2 separate regions of the Homo sapiens genome follow, and region 2 is linked to region 1. Evidence: read pairs that join two places in POLR2A ChIA-PET (ENCODE). Cell type or tissue: A673. All regions are shown on one strand. Each heading gives the region's core, and the rest is flanking DNA. Links, peaks and the distances in the headings are about the cores only.

Region 1 (2,625 bases), core at 1-2,500:
TGTGGGCAGGGTGGGAAAGCCGCCACATCTCTACTTCCCAAGAAAGGCCACTAGGTGCAGGAAAAGGGGGCGAAGGGTCTCAGGACTAGTGAAAGTCTGCATTGAAGGCTCTGCCGATGACCAGCCGCCTCACCTCGCTGGTCCCAGCCCCTATCTCATACAGCTTGGCATCTCGAAGAAAGCGGCCCATGGGAAAGTCATTGATGTAGCCATTGCCACCTGCAACCAGGGTTTGGGCAGAGAAGAAAGGAAGTGATTGACAAAACAAAGAAAGCAAACAGAATGCCAAGTATATAGAAACAGGCCACAGGAGGAGAGGGTGATTAAAGAAAAGCAGCAAAAGGTAGCAAGAGGGAGGGGTGTGGGGAATACACTAGTCCTTCCTTATCCTTGGAGGATACATTCCAAGACCCCAGTGGATGCCTGAAACCGTAGATAGTACCGAACCCCATATATATGTTGTTTTTTTCCCTATACATACATACTTATGAGAAAGTTTAATTTATGAGCTAGGCATAGTAACAGATCAACAATAATAACAAATACTAAAATAGAACTATTATGACATGCCAGCATCACTACTCTTGCAATCTGGGGCCACTGAGCAAAATAAGAGTTACTTGAACACAGGCACTCTGATATCAGGACAGCTGATTGGATACCCTAGGTGACTACTAACGGGCAGGTAGCCCACATAGCATAGATAGGCTGCACAAAGGGACGATTCACGTACCAAACATGACAGAGCAGCATGGCACAACACTTCAAGCTATTCAGGATGGTGTGGATTTGAAACTTATGAACTATTTCTAGAAATTTCCATTTAGCTTTTTTTTTTTTTTTTTTGGAGTCATGCTCTGTGGCCTAGGCTGGAGTGCAGTGGCATGATATTGGCTCTCTGCAACCTCCGCATCCAAGGTTCAAGTGATTCTCCTGCCTCAGCCTCCTGAGTAGCTGGGATTACAGGCGCGCACCACTGCACCCAGCTAATTTTTGTATTTTTAGTAGAGATGGGGTTTCACCACGTTGGTCAGGCTGGTCTCGAACTCCTGACCTCAGGTGATCCACCTGCCTCGGCCTCCCAAAGTGCTGGGATTACAGGTGTGAGCCACCGTGCCCGGCCTTTTTTTTTTTTTTTTTTTCCGAGACGGAGTTTCACTCTTGTCACTCAGGCTGGAGTGCAATGGCGCGATCTCCGGTCACTGCAACCTCCGCCTCCTGGGTTCAAGAGATTCTCCAGCCTCAGCCTTCCAAATAGCTGGGATTACAGGCTCCTGCCACCACACTTGGCTAATTTTTTTTTGTATTTTTAGTAGAAACAGGGTTTCACCATGTTGGCCAGGCTGGTCTCAAACTCCTGATCTCAGGTGATTCACTGGCCTCAGTCTCCTAAAGTGTTGGAATTACAGGTGTGAGCCACTGTGCCCAGCCACATCTCCCTTTCCCATTTCCTAGCATCTATGAGGCGGGGAGGATGAGAGGGGGGTGTTGCCGAAGGCAGCAGCAACTCCTGGCATCTAGCAGTTTTCTCATTTGCTTTCCATTTCCTCCTTGTAACTGGGACAGAAAGAGCCCGAAGGTCCCAGCTCAGCTGGGCCTAGCATAAGCACATAGTGAGGAGTGGAGAAGTGGAGAGGAAATTGCTTTTTTTTGAGACAGCCTCTCGCTCTGTCACCTAGGCTGGAGTGCAATGGTGCAATCTTTGTTCACTGCAACCTCTGCCTCCCGGGTTCAAGCGATTCTCCTGCCTCAGCCTCCCAAGTAGCTGGGATTACAGGCATGCACCATCATGCCCGGCATGCGGTTTCACCATGTTGGCCAGGCTGGTCTTGAACTCCTGACCTCAGGTGATCTGCCTACCTCGGCCTCCCAAAGTGCTGGGATTATAGGTGTGAGCCACCACGCCCGCCCTGAAACTGCTTTCTGAAGCAGCCACAGGCCCCAGGAGTGAGGGAGCCCCGGGACTGGGAAGTGGGGATCACTCACCAAAACACTGAATGCCGTCCAGGGCTACCTGTGTGGCACACTCAGCTGAGTAAAGAATCACACCTGCACAGTCCTACGGGAGGAAGCTGGGGTCAGCAGGGCCCTGCGAGGCACGCAGACAGCAAGTCTCAGCAGCTGGTCCACTGCCCCCGCCTCTCCCCGACTGAGGCTGGCCCTCACCTTAGCAGTGCAATGGCCCTCATCGCAGGCCTTGGCGACATTGTAGACATACTGCCGACACGCCATGAGGCGGGTGTACATGTCAGCCATCTTCCCCTGCATCAACTGGGCACAAAGGGATGTCACAGGTCAACATGCTGGAACACTCTCTCAGTTACCAAAAGCAGGTCAGCAATGGCAACAAGACAGCCAAGGATGAGGAAGCAGGGGCATGGAGAGGAGATGGGATTTACTCAGGATGATGGAGATGGGGGCAGGTGTGGGAGTTAGGGCCACAGAGTGGCTGTTCCACAGCCCGCATGACACCCCGAAGTGGCCATCACTGCCTCCGAAAGGCATGGCTCCCAAGGCACCATTTACTCCAATGCTTATTACCTTCCAGCAGCTTCTTCGGACCAGAAGGTCTAACTACAAATAGCAACCTCTTTCCCTTCTGCCCCCACAACTTGCACGCTTTGC
Region 2 (11,984 bases), core at 1,345-3,844, 130 kb after region 1:
GAAGGGCACAGGAGCCCACCCCTCACTCAACTCGCAACCCCCTCCCCTGATATCCTGGAAACTTCAGCCCCAGCCAGTTCCTGCAGTAGCAAGTTGCCTTGGAAACTGCCTCCTCCTCAGCACTGGAGGCTGCCACTTGGTCCCCATGGAAACCAACGGGAAGGGCTGAGGCTGGGGTGGGGGAGGGGAGGAAGAGTGGGCAGAGTGGGGCAGCCGGAGCCCCAGGTCCTGGGGGAAGGCATTGTTCCCTCTTTGGCTAGGGAGGGAGGTGGGAGGCCCACCTCTTCCCTTCATGCTAGAAGCACCCTGGTCCTCAGAGCTTAGCTGTAACCCGTGGGCTACACAGCCTCTCTACTCATGGCCAGAGCTGAGTGAGGTTCTTCATAACACCCAAGAACGAATGCTTCAGCTCTAGGCAGCCAGGGGCCCCAGATGCTTGGGGAAGAGCCTGGGTGGGGATTTGATGCTGGTTTTCCTGGGCCCCTACCCCCAGGTGATCTCTGGGCAGTTCCTGTCAGAACGCAGCGTGCGCACCTATGTAGAAGTGGAGCTGTTTGGCCTTCCTGGGGACCCCAAGAGGCGCTATCGAACTAAGCTGTCACCCAGTACTAACTCCATCAATCCTGTCTGGAAGGAGGAGCCCTTTGTCTTTGAGAAGGTGGGGGCCAGGGCATGGCAGGGCAGAGTCTGTCTAGTTCTTGGCCTCTACTTACAGACAAGAGGAAGTAAACAAGGCAGCTCCTTGACCTTCCTCCTCCTCCTCTTCCCATCCCTCACCCTGGGCCCTCCTGTTTCAAGAGTGCAAAACCCAAGTTTACAGAAGTTTACTTGGTAGGCAGAGTGTGTGTGTGTGAAGATTAGAGGCAGAAATGTGCACTCAGGGTTGAGGTTCCCATGGGAGTCTTTTGCCCCACTGGATACCCACTGGCAAAGCTGTCAAGGGCTATCTGTGCCAGGCCCCCTCAGCCTTGGGCTGCAAATCCAGCCCTCCTCCCCTGTGTGGAACCAGCCATGGCATGTGCTGTGGGGATGTCTTTGTATATGGCCTAGAGTGTGCCCTCTGTCTGTCCTCACCAAATCTGGTGACACTCACCATGTTCTCACACTGATGCTGAGACTTCTGGAGCCAGGGAGGGGGTCAGCTTGGCTCCTCTCTCCCCTCCCAGCCTGTCATGTCCCCAACTCTCCCCAGATCTTGATGCCTGAGCTGGCCTCCCTCAGAGTGGCTGTGATGGAGGAAGGCAACAAGTTTCTTGGACACCGCATCATCCCCATCAATGCCCTAAATTCTGGTAAGGAGTGGGGTCCTTCACTGTTCCAAGATCAGCAGCAGGAGCCTGTGCACAGGGTGGGGCAGCTTCTGGGAGGGGGCCTGGAGTGAGGCCTTACCTAAGCCCTCACATTGTAAGGAGTAGGGCAGAACAGTACCTCTCCAGGAACCTAAGAGAGGCGGGAACTCTGCCCACCTAACAGAATTGCTGTAATTTTCTGAAACGGCTGGGGCAGTTTCTCAAGTAGCTGACACTTATGGGCATTTAAAATTTGCTAAGGGCTTATAATACATTCTCACTTCATCCTCACAATAACCACATGAGTAGACACTCATCCCCTCTTCATAGATGAGTAAAGTCTCAGAGAGTTAAAGTAACCTGGCTGAAGTCACACAGCCAGGATGGTGCAGTGCCAGACTCAGACCCTTGGGTCCTAGGCTGTGTGTGCACAGTGCTGGCAGGAACGGGCTCTGGCTCACTGCCTACCCTGTCCTGTCTCACAGGGTACCACCACCTGTGCCTGCACAGTGAGAGCAACATGCCCCTCACCATGCCTGCGCTCTTCATCTTCCTGGAGATGAAGGACTACATACCTGGTGCTTGGGCAGGTAGGAGCCCATGGCATGCCAGGAGCCTCGGGGTGTCTGTTCCCCCTTCCTTCCCATCAAGCCAGCTTCCAGAGTTGGGGTGGGATCCAGATGGGGCATCCTGGAGTGGGTGAGGACAGGGGAGACTTCCAGCCACATCTCCATATACACTATGTTGTAATGTCCTGTGCACCCACCCAGATCTCACTGTGGCCCTCGCCAACCCCATTAAGTTCTTCAGTGCCCATGACACGAAGTCTGTGAAGCTCAAGGAGGCCATGGGAGGTCTGCCTGAGGTCTGTGTTGCCTGCACTGCTGCCAGGGGCTCACCAGAGATTAGCCCTATTTATGGGAGAGGCTGGGGAGAGGGCCGAGTCCCAGGCTCGGGGAGAGAGGGCTGTCAAGCCACCTTCCTGACCTGCTCTCCCTACACAGAAGCCCTTCCCACTGGCGAGTCCAGTTGCCAGCCAGGTCAATGGGGCGTTGGCCCCAACGAGCAATGGGTCACCAGGTATGAGCTTCGGTCCGCACACCTACTGGGGGCACCTCCACCTCTGCACCCACAGGCACTTCCCTTTAAAAAATTTCACCTAGGGAAAGTGCGGGGCAGGGGGCACATACTGCGACTCCCAGGGGGCGGTGTGGAGGAGGCGAACGGAGCCAAGGGGCCCCCCAGAGCACCTGACAGCCCAGCCCGTGGCTCTTGCAGCAGCCAGGGCCGGGGCCAGGGAAGAGGCTATGAAAGAAGCTGCGGGTAAGGCCTGCTGAGCCCGGTGATCTCGGGGATGAGCCTGGGGCGGGTCCGGGGCTCCTTGGGGGTTGGACGGGCAGGACGGCCTGGCCGGTGTTGCGCCTCACCCGGGCCTCCGCAGAGCCGCGGACCGCCAGCCTGGAGGAGCTCCGGGAGCTAAAGGGCGTGGTGAAGCTGCAGCGGCGGCACGAGAAGGAGCTGCGAGAGTTGGAGCGGCGCGGAGCGCGGCGCTGGGAGGAGCTGCTGCAGCGGGGCGCGGCGCAGCTGGCGGAGCTCGGGCCACCGGGCGTGGGGGGCGTCGGGGCCTGCAAGCTCGGTCCCGGCAAGGGCTCTCGCAAGAAGAGGTAAGGCTCGTGGCGGTGCCCTGCCCTCTGCAGCGCGGGTGGCGCAGGATCTCAGGGCCTGTCCCCACGTGGCCTCCCCAGGAGCCTGCCCCGCGAGGAGAGCGCCGGAGCCGCGCCGGGCGAGGGCCCTGAGGGCGTGGACGGGCGCGTGCGGGAGCTGAAAGACAGGCTGGAGCTGGAGCTGCTGCGGCAGGGCGAGGAGCAGTACGAGTGCGTTCTGAAGCGCAAGGAGCAGCACGTGGCCGAGGTGGCCGGGAGGGGCAGGGCGACAACCCCACCAGCCCCACCGACCCCACCCCCCATGGACCCCATTCGCCCCTCTCACCGACCCAACCCCCTCACCGACTCCCCTCCACCGACCCCCGCCCCCCGTACTCCCTCTGAACAACAAAGGGCTTCTCGCCAAGCTTACTTCCTCTCCCTGCAGCAAATCTCCAAAATGATGGAGCTGGCCAGAGAGAAACAGGCGGCAGAGCTGAAGGCCCTGAAGGAGACGTCGGAGAAGTACGACTGCCTCCCTCCCACACCTGCTTCGCCTCCCAGCAAGGGCTCAGCCGCACAAAACAGCTCCTTCATGCCTGTCTCTCTGCAGCGACACCAAAGAGATGAAGAAAAAGCTGGAGACAAAGAGACTGGAGCGGATCCAGGGCATGACCAAAGTCACCACAGACAAGATGGCCCAGGAGAGGTGAGCCCTGGAGGGGAGGCCCAGGGCTGGGCAGACCCCACTTCAGGTGGAAAGGGGCCTCTCTACAAATGGATCCTGACTCACTTCCCAAAGATGCATCTGTCCCCTGGCTCTCCAAAAAGCGGATCCCCCCTGTCACCTTTGATCAGAGTGTCCTCCTCAGACAAAACACGGAGGCCAACACTACATGGGCAGAGCTCTGGAGGCAGCCAAGCCTGCAGGGAGGGAGCTGAGGCCTTGGGATTGTAGCCTGTCCACTGTGGTGGCACTGTTTCCCACGGAAGGACAGTGTGTTTTGATGGGGAAATGGTTCCCTCAGAGGGCCCCAGGACTCCCAGTGGCCCCTACATACTCCTTGGGTCCCCACACCTGCCCCCAGCTGGTTCCTGCCCTATGTTGGATTTCTCATTTGCCTACATCCTGCGTAGACTTCATGTTACCCTACTCTCCCTAGGGGTTTTCTCCCTTTTCTAAAACTCCAATTACACCAACAGGTTGAAGAGAGAGATTAACAACTCCCACATCCAGGAAGTAGTGCAGGTGATCAAGCAGGTGTGTAAGGGCTGTGTCCTTCCTAAACACACACACACACACACACACACACACACTCTCTCTCTCTCTCTCTCTCTCTCTCTCTCTCTCTCTCTCTTCACAAGTAGGAAGGGGTGGCCCCAGGCCCTGACTTTGCCCTTAGGAGATGCACTGCCTAGCGCTGTCCATGCAGCTGGGGTGGCAGGGGACATCCTGGGGTTCTGGCCTGTGTATGGAGGTTGGGGTACCAGCCTGAAGGGATCTGTCTCTGGCCAGTTCTCATGTGTGGAAATGATATGGGCTAACTGGCCCATATCAGGGCCAGGGGAGGCTGGGACTGGCGAGGGTCAGGGGATGAAGAGGGAGTGAGGAAGCTTCCTGAGGTGCCAAGGAATAATGGACCTGAAGCTCCCCTAGGGATCATTAACCACAGAACACAGCTGCCACCTACTGGGTCCTGACCTGTGCCAGGCACTCTGCCAGGTGCCTCACATGAGCTGTCTTGTATAATCTTTTACAGTCCAGTGAGACAGGTGCTGCTATCCTTATCTTACAAATTTTAAAAACTACCTAATGTTAAGGAATTTGCCCAAAGTCTTACAACTAGTTAGCTGGGATTACAGCTGGATTCTGACCCAGCTTGCCTGTCTGTGTTGTCCTGATTCTCTGCCATCCACTCCCACCCAGATGACGGAGAACTTGGAGAGGCACCAGGAGAAGCTGGAGGAGAAGCAGGCGGCTTGCCTGGAACAGATACGGGAGATGGAAAAGCAGGTAACAGGTTCACTACTGGGACCCCCAGCAGAACTGAATGGGTTCCGGGTTGTAAAGGGGCCTTGCCCCAGGGAGCTGCCAGTGAGAGGGTAGGGGAAGGGGGCCATCATCCTTCACTGTGGGGTCCCGAGGCCCTTTCAAATGAGGCAGCTCTGCAGATCTCCGCCTGGTTAGGATCCCCTTTCCTGAGAGGCTCCTGATGGGCTCTACCACTCCCCCACCCTGCCTCTCACCCCAGTCTCCTGGGAGCTCCGAACATGGATATTGGGCATCTCCTGTTCCCACTGTCCAGGGAGCGAGGGTGGCCAGCAGGCCCCTCCTGAGCCAGGCAGGGGTCCTTGCTGTCTCCACAGTTCCAGAAGGAGGCGCTGGCAGAGTACGAGGCCAGGATGAAGGGTCTGGAGGCAGAGGTGAAGGAGTCGGTGAGGGCCTGCCTCAGGACCTGCTTTCCCTCCGAGGCCAAGGACAAGCCTGAGAGGGCCTGCGAGTGCCCCCCAGAGCTGTGTGAGCAGGACCCACTCATAGCAAAGGCAGATGCCCAGGAGAGCCGCCTCTGATGCCCCCATCCCACTGGGACATTTAGCAAGGAGGTTCAGCCCCTTCTCTGGGATGTGGTTCTATTCCCCCAGGAAAAAGGAGCCCCAGCCTTCTGAGGCTGTGGGAACCTGTGGCTGCCTTGGACGCTGCAGCCCCCTCCTCAACGGCCAGGCCAGAGTCTGAGACAGGACCCAGGCACCCTCACGGCAGGGCCTCTCTGGGGCCTAGAAGTCTTCTCAAGCTGACTTCCTACCTCCCCCTCCATCTCTAGATAAGTGTCATATATTTGTTGAGGGCAAAAGACTATGGACTGGAAGGCAGAAAGTGGGATCCTGGCCCCACTCTGCCTTTCCTATTGAGCAACCAGCTCTGGGCTCAGTTTCCTCACCTGGAGGGTTGGACCCACTCACCTCCACTCTAGCCCCGAACCCTCCTGCCCCAGGCTTCCAGGCCCCATCAGGCCTGCCCTGAGTTGGCCTTGTCCACTCCTTGAGGCAGATCCTGGCACTACCTCACAGCTCCCTGGGGACGGCCACTCCCTGGCTGAGGGCCCTCCCCTCCCCTCTGCCTGTCCGGAACGGGAGGCTGAAATGGAAAAGCTGCCTTGGCCCTGCTTGGCTGAGTCACAAGGGGCAGTGGGCTCTTGGGTGCTGTTCCACCCTGACCCTGGCTCACCCCTCTTCCTAGGCCTGGGGGCAGGCAGTTCCTACCATGTACCCCTCTCAGGCTGCCTGCCTGACAAGGTCAGCATCATTTGCTCTCCTGAATTTATGAGGTTTATTTATTTTTCTCTTTCCTACTCCTATTAAAGAACCTCGTCCCAGTGTTTCCTGCTTAAGCCTGGTCTCTATTCTACAGGTAGAAAATGGGGGCAGGGTAGTGGAGTGCCCCTGAAATGAAACGGGCTGGGGAAAAAAAAATCTCTTGGGAGCTGAACCCAGGGTGAGGTCCTTTCCAGAGTCCAGTGAAATGGCCCTGCCTCTGGACTTGAAGAGGATTCATTTCCCCTTCTGCTGGCCCTGATGCCACAATCACTGGAAAATTATGTCACCCCCTCTTCGCCCCCACACAGATGTGGCCCTTCATTGTCTCCACTCTCGGGGTTGGAGCAGAAGAGCTGAGTGCAAAGATGTCCCCTATTTTAGGGGGAGTTCCAAACTTTTAGGCAATCTAGGCCCCTTTAGGAAGACAGAGTGGTTGGATGCTCAGGACCCTATGGCAGCTATGGTTGACCTCAAAACTTGCTGTGGAGGGGCTTGTGGGCAGCCACTCACTGCACCGATGACATGATCCCAAATCCCAAATAGGGACAGGCACTGGCTTAGGAGGCAGAGGGGGATTGATTCTGGGAAGAGGTTGTTTTCTTATTAGAGTTACAGCACATGCCGTTAGCTGTGAGCACCTGTTCCTTTGGAAAGTAAACAGGTCCTCCTGCCCCCACCCTGCCATCCCATCCCTCTGGGAGTCTGACCTCTGGGATTCTACCAGGCCCTGGCTGTAGGGTGAGGTGAGGGGGCTGATCATTTACTGGGCTAAGGCCTAGCATTGATCAGCCTGCTCCCTACATCATTACAGACTGGATACGCTGGGGCAGACCACCTATACCCCAGGGTGGTGCCCTATGTTCAACCCTTCTGCCAGGCACTGGGCTGTAAAGGTGAGGATTCGGGCCTAGAGGAACTCACTGACCCAGGCATGTGCACGTAAGCCAGAGCCAGAGCCCAATGGAGCCCACTGGGCAGCCCCCAGATTTTGCTGATGACTGTACAGGAGAAGGAAAAGCTGCCTTCCCCTCACCTCTGGGCCAGGCCACGCAGAGTCTCTGGGCTCCCAGTCTGGAGCTGGGTAGCCCAGGAATGGGGAAGGCGATGCAATCCTGCCCCCGGAGAGGCCTCTGCATAGCCGACTGGGGCCTTCCCATGTGGCCAGGCCTAGATACCTGCCTCCCTGCTTTCCTCCCAAAAAGGCAAGGTGTCCCTTAGGCAAATGCCATCTCTGGGTCCTGGAGATGAATTAGTCTCTGGCTGCAGGGGATGTATAGAAGAAGAGTTGACGCCTTCCCTTGGGGTACTGGGGCAGGTGAAGGACACCTGGGTTCCATCACTGCTGTGTATCTATGGGACTGGGGCAAGGCTCCCTTCACGCATCATGCCTCAGTTTCACCTTTTGCACAAAGAGAAGGGTCCCTACCCCTTTCCCAATTCCATTGCTGACTCAGACTCGAGTCCCCTGCTGACTCACCCCGCCCCCTGCATCCCCTGAGCAGCCCTCTGGATCTCCCAGACACATGCCACCAGGCCCAACCCTGCCAAGCTGGTGCAACGTGACAGCGTGAGGGGGCTGGTGACACTTGAGGAAAGAAGGGGCCTGAGAGGGAGGCAGTTGCAGACAGAGTGGCAGACCACACTGAGGCATCTTGGGGAGGGAGCCCTTCTGCCAGCCTGGGGCCTGCTGGGAGGACAGGCCCAGCAGGTGGGACAGGAGGGGAGAGGAGGGGAGGTGAGTATGACGTGCCTGCCTGCCCCCTGCCTGCCTGGGCTCCATCTCCTGTCAGCCTTCAGCTCCCTAAGCGACAGCTTCTAATTCCGGCTGTTGGTGCCTCTGTGCTCTGCAGCAAAGTCTCAGCTTTTTTTCAGCTTTGCTGTTTCTTTTCTGTTCAGAACATACTGAGCCCATAGAGAAGTCAGAGCAAAGGCTCCAGGGCTCGAGACCTGGCACCACCACCCCCTTCCTGCCATGGGAACCAACTGCTCCTTCCAAAGGGTACCCAGCACAGCACTTTCTGCCCCAACTCTTCTTCCCTGGAACTGTCTCAATCCACCACGGAGGAACAGGAACAGAAATGAAGCTCAGTTGTCTCAGGGAGGAGGGGCTCTTCAGGACCAAGAAAGTGCCCATTCTGGGTTTCTGCTGCTTCTCTCCTCCACCTGGGGGGGTGTGAGTCATGGCTTGTCAGGCTGGTGGGCCACACACAGGTTCCAGGGGTACACCCTCCTCTGACCTTGGAAATAGAAGGGAAGAAAGCAATTTCCCTCACAGTGCTGAAAAGAGAAGTTGAGTCATAAAGGGAAGAAAAGCCTTTCTTCTGCTGAGTAAAGGAGAGCATTCCTGCCCAGTTACTGGGGGTGGAGAGTCTCTATCCATTCCTGGGGGCCACCCCAGAAGGGGGCCCTAGCTCTGGGGCGGGAGCAGCTTTGAGGGCTGCACTCTAAATAACTATGCAGCTCTAGAAAACAAAACAAAACAAAATAAAAAAAATGAAATAACTATGCAGCTCTTTCCCTGACACTTTCTAACTTGTTCTTGTGTAAAGCAGGCAGGGCTGGTATTTATCAGTCTCATTTTGCAGCTGAGAATATGCAGGCTTGGAGCCACACTGCTAGTAAATGCCTTCAAGCTGGGACTTAACGCTGATGTCAGATCTGTGGCCTTTTCATGACACCAGGAAAGAAAATTGGCAGATCCCTGACCAAAGGCTTAACAAATGCAAAAAGAGAAAAGGGGGGCTTCGTAGTGGATGCAGGTACACATCACACGCTCCTCACGTGACAGAGGGGAGTGGGAGCCTCTGCTCCATGGCCTGGGTGCCAAATTCAAGGTGGACATCCCCGGAGCCTGGGAGCTGGAGAGAGGCAAGGGGTTCAGGGTGCAGGGCCATGAGCCCACTTTGCCACGCCTATCTATGCCCAGTACCTTTCCCCAGGCATCTCCTACTCCAAAGCATCTGCTCAGACTGAGAACACCATCATTCTTCCCTTATTTCCTGTCTCTGATAGGAAGGGACCCCTTAAAGCAGCCCTCAATAGTGTCCCCTGAAGGTTTATCCTGCTTCCAAGCCTTTGCCTCCAGAACCCGTCTGGAATTACTTCCTTTTTTTTTTTTTTTTTTTTTTTTTTTTGACGGAGTCTCACTCTGTCTCCAGGCTGGAGTGCAGTGGCGTGATCTCGGCTCACTGCAACCTCTGCCTCCCAGGTTCAAGCAATTCTCCTGCGTCAGCCTCCCAAGTAGCAGGGACTACAGGCGCGTGCCACCGCGCCCAGCTAATTTTTGTATTTTTAGTAGAGACGGGGTTTCACCATGTTGGCCAGGATGGTCTCGATCCCTTGATCTCGTGATCCGCCCGCCTCGGCCTCCCAAAGTGCTGGGATTACAGGCGTGAGCCACTGCACCCGGCCTGGGATTCCTTCCTTCTTTCTTTTGCAGCCAGATCCCGCACATCCTTGAAGGCCTATCTTTAAAAGGCCCGAGAGCCCTCTCCTGCCCACAACTCCATCTTTTCATCCAAGGACTGTGTTGGTACGTATTTAGCAGAAGAATTCAGCCCTCAGGTGACAACGTCCATTTTTTAAGTCCCAGTGTTGTCTTCTTAAGAGGTGGAACGTCTCGCACCCAGAACCGAGATTCTGTCTCTCTCTTACCCGCTGCCGGCAACAAAATGTGCGGCTCATGAAAAGTCTCAGTAAATTCTGCAGCTGATAACTGCTTTACTCCTTACTTTACAAATATCCATTCCAACCCTACTCACACCCTCCCCACCACCCACACCCAGGCTCTGAGGCGCCCTAACTCTGCTCCGCCCAGGCCTGTGTATCATCCCCCCTCCTCCAGGACCGAGGGGGACCTGCTGGCCGGAGGGAGAGGAGATGCAGTGGTTTCTCCAAGCATCTTACGGAAAATGGAACTTGTGCTCGCCTCCTCTCTTTAGGGGTCAGCCAGTGGTCAGAGCCAGAGCCCTGTGGCCTGGGGGTTGTTTTGTGCTCAAGGGAGAAGCGAGGGGCAGGGAACCTCGAGTGGGTCCCTAGCTCTTTCCAGGGTGGCGGCGCCAGGGAACTTTTAACATGTCCGCGGCACTCCCGGGTCCTAAGGAGCCCCTCCCTGGTCTGGGCGTCTACACTCTGCCCGCTAGGCAGCCACCAGGAGCTGGCACGCGGGCGCGTTGTCGGGGTTGGAGACGTCTGAAATTGGAGAGCGCACTCGGACCCCACCCCTCGTTCCCAGGGAGCGTGTGCGGGTGGAACAATTGTGTGTGAGTGCGTGATTCTCTGCACTTCGAGTGGCAGTTCCCAGCCAGGCTGAGCGCCCCCAATCCGCGGCACGTATACCCCCTCCCCCAAATTACTCCTCATCCGCCTTTCGCTGCCACCCCTAGCTCGCGCGTGGTCCAGTTCTGCGCTCATGGGGTCCCAATTCCTTTCACCCTGGACCGATGGGGGCAGCTTTCAGTCTTCCCCGACGAGGCCGAGGTCCCGCCAGTTTCTAAGGAGCCGAGGGCACCGACTCGGTTGGGGGCGGAGGGCGGGGAGAGAAGACTGCGACTTTGGGATTGGCCCGGTTGGGTGCATGTGGCCCCCGGCGAGCAGCCCCCGCCCCCGCCCCGCAACCGCCGCCGCATTCCCAGGGGAGCGCGGAGGAGGAACCGCTCCCCTACTTCGTGGCCCACGAAGGGGTGGGGGTCAGGAGCGGTCTCCCCCGCCCCGTCCGTCTCTGCCCTGACGGCGCAGTCCGCTCCCAGGACAGCCATTGCCATGGAGACCCCCAAGGCTATAAAGTCAGGTATCTAGGCGGGCGGCAGCTCCCGCGCCGCTGAGCCCCCCAAGTAAGGAGCAAGCGCCCTGGCGTGGCCCGGCCCCCGCGAGAGGGGAGGAGGCGGAGGAACGGCGCCAGCAGCTTGAGGAGCGGCGCGCCCCGCCAGGGCTGGAGGCAGGCGTGCACGGCGGGCGCCACCGTCGCTGCGGGGGAGCGGGGGCTGCCCTGGGTGCGGGTGAGTGGCACGGCGGCTCCAAACCACGAGGACTGAGGGGCGCCGGACACCGGGAAAGCGGCGAGAGACTCGGGAGAGGGTCGAGTCTCTGCTCCCGACGTCTGGTGGCGGGCCAGGAGCGGAGCCCGGAGTAGCGAGCAATCAACACCTCCAGGCGGGAGGCCCGGGGAAGGAGCGGCGACACGCCAGGCGTGCGGCCCAGGAGCGGCGGGGCAGTCGGAGCCTCCGGGACAGCGGAGTAGGAACCTCGGGACCCTCGGCTGCAGCCGCCCACGCGCGGAGGGAGAGGTATCAGAGCGCGGGCGGAGGCCGGAGCCCCGCGGGGCGCGAGAACAGGGGCGCCCCCGTGCGGAACTGCCAGGCTGCCCGGGCGCGGCGGCCGGGGCCATGCTCAAACCCAAGGACCTGTGCCCCCGAGCGGGGACGCGCACCTTCCTGGAGGCCATGCAGGCGGGCAAAGTGCACTTGGCCCGCTTCGTGTTGGATGCGCTGGACCGCAGCATCATCGACTGCCGCGCGGAGCAGGGCCGTACGCCGCTCATGGTGGCCGTGGGGCTGCCGGACCCCGCGCTGCGCGCGCGCTTCGTGCGGCTGCTGCTCGAGCAGGGTGCTGCAGTGAACCTGCGAGACGAGCGCGGCCGCACCGCACTCAGCCTGGCGTGCGAGCGAGGCCACCTGGACGCCGTGCAGCTGCTGGTGCAGTTCAGCGGTGACCCCGAGGCGGCCGACTCTGCGGGCAA

Evidence for each region. ChIA-PET counts read pairs that join two places held together with the same protein. Peaks named below come from ENCODE experiments on the same cell type or tissue, not always from the same donor. Only the 100,000 strongest peaks of a DNase experiment are listed, where the experiment ranks them.
Region 2: POLR2A ChIA-PET joins it to region 1 with 10 read pairs; 8 of 35 experiments call an interaction of 5 or more read pairs at or near these places.

The regions. Positions count from the first base shown.
Region 1 is chr15:40,415,724-40,418,348 of GRCh38, reverse strand. IVD (isovaleryl-CoA dehydrogenase) reads right to left here. Exons shown (of 12, transcript NM_002225.5): 10 at 2,167-2,271; 11 at 1,987-2,059; 12 at 1-219. The coding sequence ends at 86. Among named protein-coding and RNA genes, the nearest start is that of IVD, 11 kb to the right of the region's middle. In A673, for the core only: no CTCF peak of the experiment used is centred there; no DNase peak of the experiment used is centred there.
Region 2 is chr15:40,282,234-40,294,217 of GRCh38, reverse strand. PLCB2 (phospholipase C beta 2) reads left to right here. Exons shown (of 32, transcript NM_004573.3): 20 at 494-658; 21 at 1,193-1,292; 22 at 1,775-1,879; 23 at 2,060-2,154; 24 at 2,294-2,369; 25 at 2,568-2,612; 26 at 2,731-2,953; 27 at 3,035-3,200; 28 at 3,381-3,457; 29 at 3,546-3,641; 30 at 4,136-4,193; 31 at 4,860-4,946; 32 at 5,300-6,309. The coding sequence ends at 5,503. It overlaps ANKRD63 (ankyrin repeat domain 63), which reads left to right and starts at 11,154. Exons shown (of 1, transcript NM_001190479.3): 1 at 11,154-11,984. The coding sequence starts at 11,632. RefSeq lists enhancers at 1,821-2,365, 2,366-2,911 and silencers at 11,193-11,262, 11,333-11,392, 11,403-11,672. In A673, for the core only: no CTCF peak of the experiment used is centred there; a DNase peak (open chromatin) is centred at 2,807; H3K4me3 peaks cover 685 bases.